Linked DNA regions of Homo sapiens: region 1 is linked to region 2. A link is an interaction called in ENCODE POLR2A ChIA-PET data of the cell type or tissue named here. Cell type or tissue: Panc1. All regions are shown on one strand. Each heading gives the region's core, and the rest is flanking DNA. Links, peaks and the distances in the headings are about the cores only.

Region 1 (5,363 bases), core at 104-5,103, 480 kb before region 2:
GGAAGGTTTCCAAGAAAATCAGAGTAGGCAAAGGGGGTAAAAAGGGCAGTGTGGTGGCCAGGTGTGGTGGCTCACACCTGCAATCCCAGCACTTTGGGAGACTGCGGTGGGATGATCACTTGAGGCCAGGAGTTTGAGACCAGACTGGGCAACATAGTGAAACCCCATCTCTATTAAAAATTACAATTATAAGTGCTGGGTGTGCACCTATAGTCCCAGCTACTTGGGAGGTTGAATCAGGAGGAATCCCTTGAGCCTAGCAGTTCAAAGTTGCAGTGAGCTATGATCACGCCACTGCACTCCAGCCTGGGCAACAGAGCTAGATCCTATCTCAAAAAATAAAAATAAAAATAAAAAATTAGGAGTTCAAAAAAAGGCAGGGTGGTTAAAGTATTAAAGGCAGTGGTCAGGGGAAGCCTGGCTGGGAAGGCAAGATTTGAGCAAACATTGGAAGGAGGGTAGGGAGTGACCTATGGGGAGGGGCAGCCAAGCAAAGTCCCCGTGGTGGGAACAGAATAATAAGCAGTGGCCAGGCTGGGTGAGCAAGGAGGCTGTGGGAGGCCACAGAGTCAGAGTGGGGCGGGGCAGATCATGTGAGGCCTGGTGGGCCGTAGGGGAGGACTTTGCCCTTTACTCAGGGCAGGATGGCACCCCGGGAGGGTTCTGGGCGGAGGAGTGACACAGGTGTTCACAGTCTCCCTGTGGCTGTGGAACAGATTGCGAGGGTGGGGTGGGAAGGAGCAGGGAGTCTGTGGATGGGAGTGATGGTCCAGATGGAGACAGGGGTGGATGGGGCCAGGGTGGTGGCCATGGTCGGGCGAGAAAGGGCAGGTGCTGTGCAGATTTTGTGCACCTGGAGCTGCCTGGGTTTGCTGAGAGGTTGGGCGTGGGCGTAAGAGATGGACTCAGCCTGGGTACCACAGGATGGAGCTGCCTGGTACTGCCCAGGGCACAGGCCACAGTGAGGCTGCCCGTGCCAGCCCTGTGGGGGCCGTGCTGCCTTCTGGTTCCTGATTGTGAGCCAGGATGCAGCACGGTGTCCTGGATATGGACAGGCTGACGATGACTGTTTCCCACTGTCCCCAGGTGGATGGCAATTTCCCAGCCTCTCCCACAGGCCTTTGTATGGGGACCAAGCAGGGCCGGCGGCACCTGGGCCAGGTGGGGCTGTGGCCAGCTGGGTTAGAGCAAGGCACAGAGGCAGGAATGGATGGGAATGAGGCCCTATGGCCCCTTGGGCGCAGGCGGGAAGCCCCCCAGTACCCTGACTCCTGGAAGGAGGAGGCAAGTGGGCAGAGGGAGGCTCGGAAAAGCCCGGCCTAGGGCAGAAAGGGGTTGAGGTGGTTCTGTGAGCCTAAAGTGGGCCTGGACTCAGAGCACACTAAAATCTGCCACCTCCTCCATCTAAGGCCTCGGCAAGGTCTTTCTGAGCCTCCCTTTGTTCCCCCTAAATGGGATCAAAATGCTCATTGTTGATGAGACTAAATGAAGTCATTTATGAAAATGTTCAGCAGCATCAGTGCTTTACAACCTCACGTGGAACTGGGGCAGGCGGTGTCGCCCGGGGGTTACGAGGGAAATGGTTTCACATCCTTGCTCGGTGCCTGTGGGCTTTTCTGAGCCTCAGTTTCCCCAAAATGAAGCCCTGATTTTCCTATTCCTTCCCCCAGTCCTGCACCATTCCCCTTCCCAATAAATGGCAACATGACTGGAAACCTTGGAGAAATCCAAGTCTGGAAATGCTGGACTTTGCTGTTTCTCTCACACCCACCAGGAGCATCCTTGGACCAGGCAAGTGGGCATCCTACACTGTGTGGCACTTTCCTCTAAGTCCCTCTCCAGCAGCTGGGGCCAGCCAAGCCACAGTGCTCTCAGGGCAGGGTACTCCCAGTTCAGACCAAGACCTGTGTGGGCCTGTCCCGTTTCTCCCCTTTAGGGTGCTCTGCAGAGATCTAGTTCCACCTCCACCAACGACCCCGTGTGCATAGGTTCAGCTGGAAACTACCAGGAACTCTAGGACTCTTGCCCTGTGGCGTGGTCCTGGGGCCCTGTGGCTGGACCCCAGTTCCAGGACTGCTGCCTGGCAAGCACATGGCGCCCCCTGGCGGCCACCAGAATGGTGCTGCCACGAAGCTTCTGGACGTACCCTGGGCACAGGACACATTCAGGACACTGGGTCATCAATGGTCCATGACCACCTCTTAGCGTGGAGCCAGGTAGATGGGTCCATGTATCAACTTTCTTTTTTCTTTTTTTTGAGACAGAGTCTCGCTCTGTCACCCAGGCTGGAGTGCAGTGGCGCGATCTCGGCTCACTGCAACCTCTTCCTCCAGGGTTTAAGCGATTCTCCTGCCTCAGCCTCCCAAGTAGTTGGGATTACAGGTGCTTGCCACCATGCCCAGCTAATTTTTGTGTTTTCAGTAGAGACAGGTTTTTGCCACATTGGCCAGGCTGATCTCAAACTCCTGGCTTCCAGCGATCCACCTGCCTCGACCTCCCAAAGTGCTGGGATTACAGGCATGAGCCAGCATGCCCAGCCAAAATACAGATTATATACACGTAGGATGTCATCTGGTACTTCATATCTAAACGGCCTATCATCTCAGAATTGTACTTTCCCCAGTGTTTAGACTGAGGCTAGTTACTTAGTAAACTTGGATTTACAATAAGGCAATGCCCCTTTATTTTATTTTATTTTATTTATTATTGTTATTTCTTTTGAGACAGAGTCTCACTTTGTTGCCCAGGCTGGAGTGCAGCAGCCTGATCTCCACCCACTGCAACCTCTGCCTCCCGGGCTCAAGCAGTCCTCCTGCCTCAGCCTCCCCCAGTAGCTGGGATCACAGATGTGTGCCACCATGCCCAGCTAATTTTTGTATTTTTCTGTAAAGATAGGATTTTACCATGTTGCCCAGGCTGATCTTGAACTCCTGAGCTCAAGCGATCTGCTTGCCTTGGCCTCCCAAAGTACTGGGATTACAGGCGTGAGCCACCGTCCCTGGCAGGCAATGTCCTTTTAGAAAGGAGCTGTTTTTTTCCCTTGCCATCTGCAAAGATTCCTTTATTTCTCCCACAGAAACTAGTATTCATGGCCTGTAACTCCTGCTGCCAGGAAAAGAGACATCAAGCTCTTGAAGAACTGGCCAGTTTCTTCTCCATAATGGGCAAATTGTGCCTCTCCCCTCCCAGGGTTTTCGAGACCGTGACTCCACAACATGATGGGCACCCGATGCTCTCCGGTCAGCTACAGCTGGGCTCCAGGAGGGACAGACACGTGGTCACTGTATTTGCTTTGCTTATTCTCACAGGTTGCAGGGATATTGAAGGCTAAGACAAGGTCAGTGTTGAAGGACTCTAGGGGCCAGGCACGATGGCTCACGCCTGTAATCCCAGCACTTTGGGAGGCTGAGGCAAGAGGATCGCTTGAGCCCAGGAGTTTGAGATCAGCCTGCGTGACATAGTGAGACCTCAGCTCTAAAAATAAAATTGTAAAAAGTTTTAAAAATCTTGGCTGGGTGTGGTGGCTCATGCCTGTAATCCCAGCACTTTGGGAGGCCGAGGCAGGTGGATCACTTCAGGTCAGGAGTTTGAGACCAGCCTGGCCAACACAGGGAAACGCCATGTCTACTAAAAATACAGAAAAATTAGCCAGGCGTGGTGGCATGCACCTGCAGTCTCAGCTACTCGGGAGGCTGAGGTGAAAGAATTGCTTAAACCTGGGAGGCCAAGGCTTAGGTGAACTGCGATCGCTCCGCCTGGGTGACAGAGTGAAACCCTGTCTAAAAAAAAAAGAAAAAAAAGGCTTTTTGAATGCGGGGATGGTGGCCTAAAGACAGACTTGGGTGGAAGGTGTGTGGTTCTACATTTCCACCAGGAAATTCCAAATATGATCATTTAACATGACCAGAAAAGTTCTTGCTCACATTACTCTGGTTAAAACTTTTTGGGGCCAGGCGCGGTGGCTCACACCTGTAATCCCAGCACTTTGAGAGGCCGAGGCAGGTAGACCATGAGGTCAAGAGTTTGAGACCAATCTGGCCAACATGGTGAAACCCCATCTCTACTAAGAATACAAAATTAGCCGGGCGTGGTGGTGCACGCCTGTAATCCCAGCTACATGGGAGGCTGAGGCAGGAGAATCACTTGAACCTGGGAGGCAGAGGTTGCAGTGAGCCGAGATCACACCACTGCACTCCAGCCTGGTGACAGAGCGAGACTCTGTCTCAGAAAACAAACAGACAAACAAACAAACAAACAAAAACTTGCTTTTGGCTGGGTGCAGTGGCTCACGTCTGTAATCCCAGTACTTTGGGAGGCAGAGGCTGGAGGATTGCTTGAGACCAGAAGTTCGAGGCCGGCCTGGGCAACAGAACAAGACCTCACCACTGCTAAAAAATATTTGAAAAATTTTTAAAAGACACTGAGGCAGAAGAATTGTTTGAACCCGGGAGGCAGAGGTTGCAGTGAGCCAAGATCGTGCCACTGCACTCCAGTCTGGGTGACAGAGTAAAACTCCATCTCAAAAATAAATAAATAAATAAATAAATAAATAAAAGACTTGCATTTGATCCTTTTGTAGTTCGTAAACTTGATGATTGGGTTTTCATGCTCTTAAGTGAGATGCGTGAAATGGTTTGGCTGTGTCCCCACCCAAATCTCATCTTGAATTGTAGCTCCCATGATTCCCATGTGTTGTGGGAGGGACCCAGTGGGAGATGATGGAATCATCGAGGCGGTTTCTCCCATACTGTTCTCTTGGTAGTGCATAAGTTTCACGAGATCTGATGGGTTTTTTTTTTTTTTTTGAGATGGAGTCTCGCTCTTTCACCCAGGCTGGAGTGCAGTGGCGCGATCTCAGCTCACTGCAAGCTCTGCCTCCCGGGTTCACGCCATTCTCCTGCCTCAGCCTCCCTAGCAGCTGGGACTACAGGCGCCTACCACCACGCCCAGCTAATTTTTTTGTATTTTTAGTAGAGACGGGGTTTCACTGTGTTTGCCAGGATGATCTCGATCTTCTGACCTCGTGATCCGCCCGCCTCGGCCTCCCAAAGTGCTGGGATTACAGGCGTGAGCCACCGTGCCCGGCGGATCTGATGGTTTTGTAAGGGTTTCTCCCCTTTCACTTGGTTCTTATTCTCTCTCTTCTCTGCTGCCATATAAGACGTGCTCTTTGCCTTCCACCATGATTGTGAGGCCTCCCCAGACACTTGGAACTGTCAGTCCATTAAACCTCTTTTTCTTTATAAATTACCCAGTCTCAGGTGTGTCTTTATCAGCAGCGTGAAAACGGAGTAATACAATGCGCCTCCCTTTTAAGCCTTCTTATGACATCAGCACATTACTGTCTGACAAGAAGAATAAAG
Region 2 (5,327 bases), core at 328-5,327:
ACCACGTCCAGCCTATTTATTTATTTTTGAGACAAGGTCTCACTCTGTCACCCAGGCTCGAATGCAGTGGCGCCATCTCGGCTCACTGCAACCTCTGCCTACCGGGTTCAAATTCTCATGACTCAGCCTCCTAAGTAGCTGGGATTACAGGTATGCACCACCACACTCAGTTAGTTTTTGTATTTTCAGTAGAGACGGGGTCTCACCATGTTGGTCAGGCTGGTCTCAAACTCCTGACCTCAGGTGATCCACCCACCTCAGCCTCCCAAAGTGCTAGGATTATAGGTGTGAGCCACCTCGGCTGGCCTCAACCTCCTATTTGTTGAGTGCTTGCTTATACCAACATCTGGGCTAAGAACTTTATTTGCATGAGCTTGTTTAATTCTCAGTACACCCCTGTGAAGTGGGCACTACTGTTATGCGCACTTTACAGATGAGGAAACTGAGGCTCAGGGAAGTGGTGTCTTGCTCAAGGTAACATAACCAACGAGTGGCAGAGATGGGATTTGAACCCGGGCAGTCAGCCTCCAGAGTCCAAGCTCCAAGCCACTTGGCCATGCTGCTTCCTGAGTGAGGTCACCCCACCTGTCGCCCTGCCTGCTTTACAGAAGATGAAAGGGAATTTTTTTTTTTTTTGAGTCAAGGTCTTACTCTCACCCAGGTTGGAGTGAAGTGACACAACCATAGCTCACTGCTGCCTCAACCTCCTGTGCTTAAGTGATCCTCCCGCCTCAGCCTCCTGAACAGCTGGGACCACAGGCATGTGTCACCTCACCCAGCTAATTAAAAAAACATTTTTGGCTACTCTGGGTGCACTGCCTAGAGGGTAGCCCTGCTCTGCAAGGAGCAGTAATTAAAAAAAAAAAAAGATTAAAAATATTCGGCCAGGTGCAGTGGCTCACGCCTGTAATCCCAGCACTTTGGGAGGCCAAGGCGGGTGGATCACAAGGTCAGATCTAGGCCATTCTGGCTAACACGGTGAAACCCCGTTTCTACTAAAAATACAAAAAATTAGCCAGGCGTGGCGGCGGGCGCCTGTAGTCCTAGCTACTCGGGAGGCTGAGGCAGGAGAATGGCGTGAACCCAGGAGTCAGAGCTTGCAGTGAGCCGAGATTGTGCCACTGCACTCCAACCTGGGCAACAGAGCGAGACTCCGTCTCAAAAAAAAAAAAAATTCTTTTGTAGAGACAGGGATCTCCCTATGTTGCCCTGGCTTGCCCCAAACTCCTGGGCTCCAGTGATCCTCCTACCTTGGACTTCCAAAGTACTGGACTTACAGGCATGAGCCCCCTCGCACGGCCAGGAACATCTTCCATCTCTCCCTCTTTCTCTCCACCTTTCCCTCCATCCCTCATTCTTCCCACAAATTCTGACGGAACCACCTTCGTTCCACATGATTCCCTCACCGCCCCCCCGCCCCCCACCACCACTTTGTTTGAGGCAGAGTCTCACTCTGTCGCCCAGGCTGGAGTGCAGTGGCACGATCTCGGCTCACTGAAACTTCTGCCTCTTGGGTTCAAGCGATTCTCATGCCTCAGCATCCTGAGTAGCTGGAATTGCAGGCATGCACCACTATGGCTGGCTAATTTTTTTTTTTTTTTTTTTTTGTATTTTTAGTAGAGATGGGGTTTCACCATGTTGGCCAGTCTGGTCTTGAACTCCTGACCTCAGGCGATCCGCCTGCCTCGGCCTCCCAAGGTGCTGGGATTACAGGTGTGACCCACCGTGCCCAGCCTCCCTCACCCCCTCCTATCGGGCCAGGCCTGGAGGGGAGACAGGATGGAGGGAACCCTGGGACCTGCCTCCCAACACCCACCCTTCTTCCTGGCCTGGATGAGATGAACGCTTCCCCAGGAATTGGGAGAGCTCAGACCTCCACAGCAGCACTGGGAGTGGTGGAGGGACTGAGACTGTAAGGGCTGACAGCCAAGAACAGGCCACGGTGGGAAGGCCAGAGTGGTGGCCTCACTGAATGTAGCTCTGGACAGAGGATGGAGGTGGAAGTGTGGGTGGGTGGCCCCGATGAACAGAGGTATGGAGGTTGGAATAAGGATAGTGAGCAGGGAAGGGACAAGGAACCAAGTGAGGGCCATCTGAAAATGCTACCCTGTCCGCAGGTCTGGGGATACCTCTGCCCTTTCCCCAGCTAGGGTTCTTCTTAGAGACGAGCTTGAACAGATGAACTCAAGAACAAGGTGAGCAGGAGAGGTGGGCACCAGAGGTGGGGCTCCCGGGGAGAAGAAGGTTCAGGTGACCTGGCTGGATCCTTACCAGGAACTTCACCCTCTGCACCTCCAGTTCTCCCCAGAATTCGCCTCCAGCTTCCTCCTTCTTTGGAGGGGGTGAGGGAGGTGCTTGCTTCTTGGGGGGCTCTGGTGTGGGCTCGGGAACTTCTTCCTTCTCCCCATTCTCGGCACTGCAGGGCAGGACAGAGAGAGGTCAGGAGGTGCCTGGGCAGGCAATGCATGAGTTCATTCATTCAAAACCATTCACCAAGGGCCCGCCCTGTGCCTGGCCCAGGTTTGGATGGTACTGGGTACATGGGATGATGAGATAATCAGGACTTGCCCTTATGGGGCTCCAGTCCAATGTGGGAGACAGGCAGTGACAGTGACACCAGGCAGTGACAGCCCAGAGTGGTCGGGGCTGGGATGGAGGAAGCTCAGGGGGTTGTGGGAATCTGGAGGAGACACCTCCTCAACTTAGGAGGGGGTCAGGTGTCCTGGAGAATTGGAAAGGATGAGAAAGACTCAGAGTAGGCATGGGGGCCTGTGTTCCAGGCAGCGGGAAAGCACATGCGAAGGCCTGGCAGTTAGATGGGAGTTTTCATTTTTCTATCTCTCCATATTTTTTTTTCTTTTTCGACACAGGGTCTTGCTCTGTCACCCAGGCTGGAGGGCAATGCTGCGATCAGGGCTCACTGCAGCCTCCACCTCCAGGGGTCAAGTGATCCTCCCACCTCAGCCTCCCCACACACCACCATGCTTGGCTAATTTTAATTTTTTTTTTATGTTGCCCAGGTTGGAGCATTTATTTCTTGATTCTTTTACTCAGAGCCCCTCCTCCGTGCCTGAGTCTGGGCTGGGTGATGCCGAGGACACAGGGTGGCCAGGACAGCCTTGGGGCCTGACCTCTGGAGGCTCCTACTCTAGGAGGGAGGCAGTGATAGGGGCTAGGCCCCTCAGCCCCAAGGCCACTCACTCGGCTTTCTCCGGCTCCAGCTCTGGTTCCGGCTCGGGCTCTGGCTCTGGCGGGAGCTCCTCCTCCACTCCATCCACCTAGGGACAGGGCAAGCATCAGGGCTGAGTCCTCACCCTAAGCGCTTCTCAGGCTGCCTGCCTGCTCCTCTCATCTCCTTTCTCTCTTATTTCCCCTGGGTAATCTAAGTTTTACACTTCCCTCCACCAGAAAGAGGCAGATTATGATTCCCGTTTTACAGAGGGGAAACTGAGGCTCATCGAGGTGAAGCCCTTTGCCCAAAGCACTGCGCAGGGTCGGGCTGACTCCAAGTGCAGCTCTGCTTGTCCCCAGGGCTTCCCACCACCTTGACCTCCACATTCCCAAGGCATTCCCAGCACCAAGGGCCTGAGGATGTTTGGGGTCCCTTCCTCCACGGTGTACTTCATTCCCACAACGAGTATCTCCGAGGGTCTTTTCCTAGTGGCCCTGACCCTGTCTCGGGACTTTTTTTAGTCTTGGTCTTTCTTTTCCTTTTTTTTTTTTTTTTTTTTTTTTTTTTTGAGACAGAGTCTCGCTCTGTCGCCCAGGCTGGAGTGCAGTGGCACCATCTTGGCTCACTGCAACCTCTGCCTCCCGGGTTCAAGCGATTCTCCTGCCTCAGCCTCCCGAGTAGCTGGGATTACAGGCGCACACCACCATGCCCGGCTAATTTTTATATTTTTAGTAGAGACGGGGTTCCACCACGGTGGCCAGGATGGTCTCAAACTCCTGACCTCAGGTGATCGGCCCGCCTCGGCCTCCCAAAGTGCTGGGATCACAGGTGTAAGCCACCGCGCCTGGCTTAGTTTTGGTCTTTCCTGCCCTCTAATTTGGTCTCTGGGTTTCTTACTCTCTCTGGCTCTGCAGGTATCATTTTCTCTACCTCTCCGGGCCCTGCACTCTGTCCGGCCCTGCACTCTGTCCGGCCCTGCACTCTCTCTCCCCGGCCCTTTCTCCAGGTCTCCATCTCTGAGTCTCTTTCTCTGTGGGTCTGAGTATCCCTCTGTCTCTGAGCGTCTCTCTTGCCCGGCGCCCGCTGTCCCCGTGTGCGTCCTCCATGGGTGCGTCCTCCGTGGGTGCGTGTGCCCATCCCCCTAGCCAGTTCTCTCCTCTGTGTGTGTCTCCACCCAGCCGGGCTCTCTTCCTCCCTCCAATCCCCCATCTTTCCAAAACCCCAAAACCCCGCCTGCTCTCTCACCCCCAATTTCCTCTTGAGGATGGGAGAGCCCTCGGGTGTGGGCGGTTCCGCAGGCGTCGTGTCCCCCATGTCCCCGAGACCGCCAGCCCCTTCGGGCCGGAAGGGGCCCCCATCGGTCACGGCCACCGCCCCGTCGGCACCGCCCGGCCCGGCCTCGTGCACCGCCTCCTCCTCGTCTCCAGCGCCCTCCGCGGCGTCTCCAGCGCCCTCGCTGGCACCCTCGCCGTCTGCGTCTCCGCCCGGCCCGGCCGGCTGCTCGCCGTGCACCTCGTCGCTGGTGGGGTCGGGCATGCCTGCCAGGAGCTCGGTCACCGTCACCTTCTTGGCGCCCTCCACCAGGCCGCCGCCGAACAGCGAGCCCCAGAGCAGGCCCAGCGCGCCCGCCGCCGCCCCCGCGCCAGCGGCCCCAGCGCGCGTCACTGCTGCCCAGAGCAGCGCCGCCACTGCGGTGGCCGCCTCGCGGGCCGTAAGCCGCCGCAGCCGCCGCACGCGCCGCCGCAGGCTGCGGTAGCTGAGGCCTCGCAGGGCCCGGCCTGCGGCCGCCACAACCCGCGCCGTCGCCCCCGCCGCCGCCGTGGCCGCCGTGCCCTCGAGCCCCGCCGCGCCCTCCTCCGCGCCTTCCGCGCCCGCCTCCGCCGCGCCCGCGCCCTCGTCCTCGTCGGTCTCCGGCTCGCCCTCGGGCTCCGAGATCTGCGCGGCGATCTGCATCTCGAAGATGGTGTCCTCGCAGAAACTCACGAAGAGCTCCATCTTCTCAGCCTCGCCGCCCTCGTTCACCACGTCGAAGATGAACTGGCGCTTGGACTCCTTCACCTGAAGCGAGGGGCGGCAGACAGGATAGGGCGCCGTCAGCGGGGGCTCGGACAGCAGCGACAGCGCAGTGGCAGCTACAAGGGGTCACCGCGGCAGG

What was found. ChIA-PET counts read pairs that join two places held together with the same protein. Peaks named below come from ENCODE experiments on the same cell type or tissue, not always from the same donor. Only the 100,000 strongest peaks of a DNase experiment are listed, where the experiment ranks them.
Region 1: POLR2A ChIA-PET joins it to region 2 with 15 read pairs; 2 of 35 experiments call an interaction of 5 or more read pairs at or near these places.

What each region holds. Positions count from the first base shown.
Region 1 is chr19:39,049,172-39,054,534 of GRCh38, reverse strand. It overlaps the pseudogene LOC124904801. Among named protein-coding and RNA genes, the nearest start is that of FBXO27, 19 kb to the right of the region's middle. RefSeq lists an enhancer at 2,012-2,061. In Panc1, for the core only: no CTCF peak of the experiment used is centred there; a DNase peak (open chromatin) is centred at 2,004; H3K27ac peaks cover 926 bases.
Region 2 is chr19:38,564,862-38,570,188 of GRCh38, reverse strand. It overlaps RYR1 (ryanodine receptor 1), which reads right to left. Exons shown (of 106, transcript NM_000540.3): 91 at 4,418-5,230; 92 at 3,202-3,278; 93 at 2,272-2,416. Among named protein-coding and RNA genes, the nearest start is that of MAP4K1-AS1, 29 kb to the left of the region's middle. RefSeq lists an enhancer at 691-810 and silencers at 673-873, 4,508-4,577. In Panc1, for the core only: no CTCF peak of the experiment used is centred there; DNase peaks (open chromatin) are centred at 408 and 598; H3K4me3 peaks cover 850 bases; H3K27ac peaks cover 896 bases.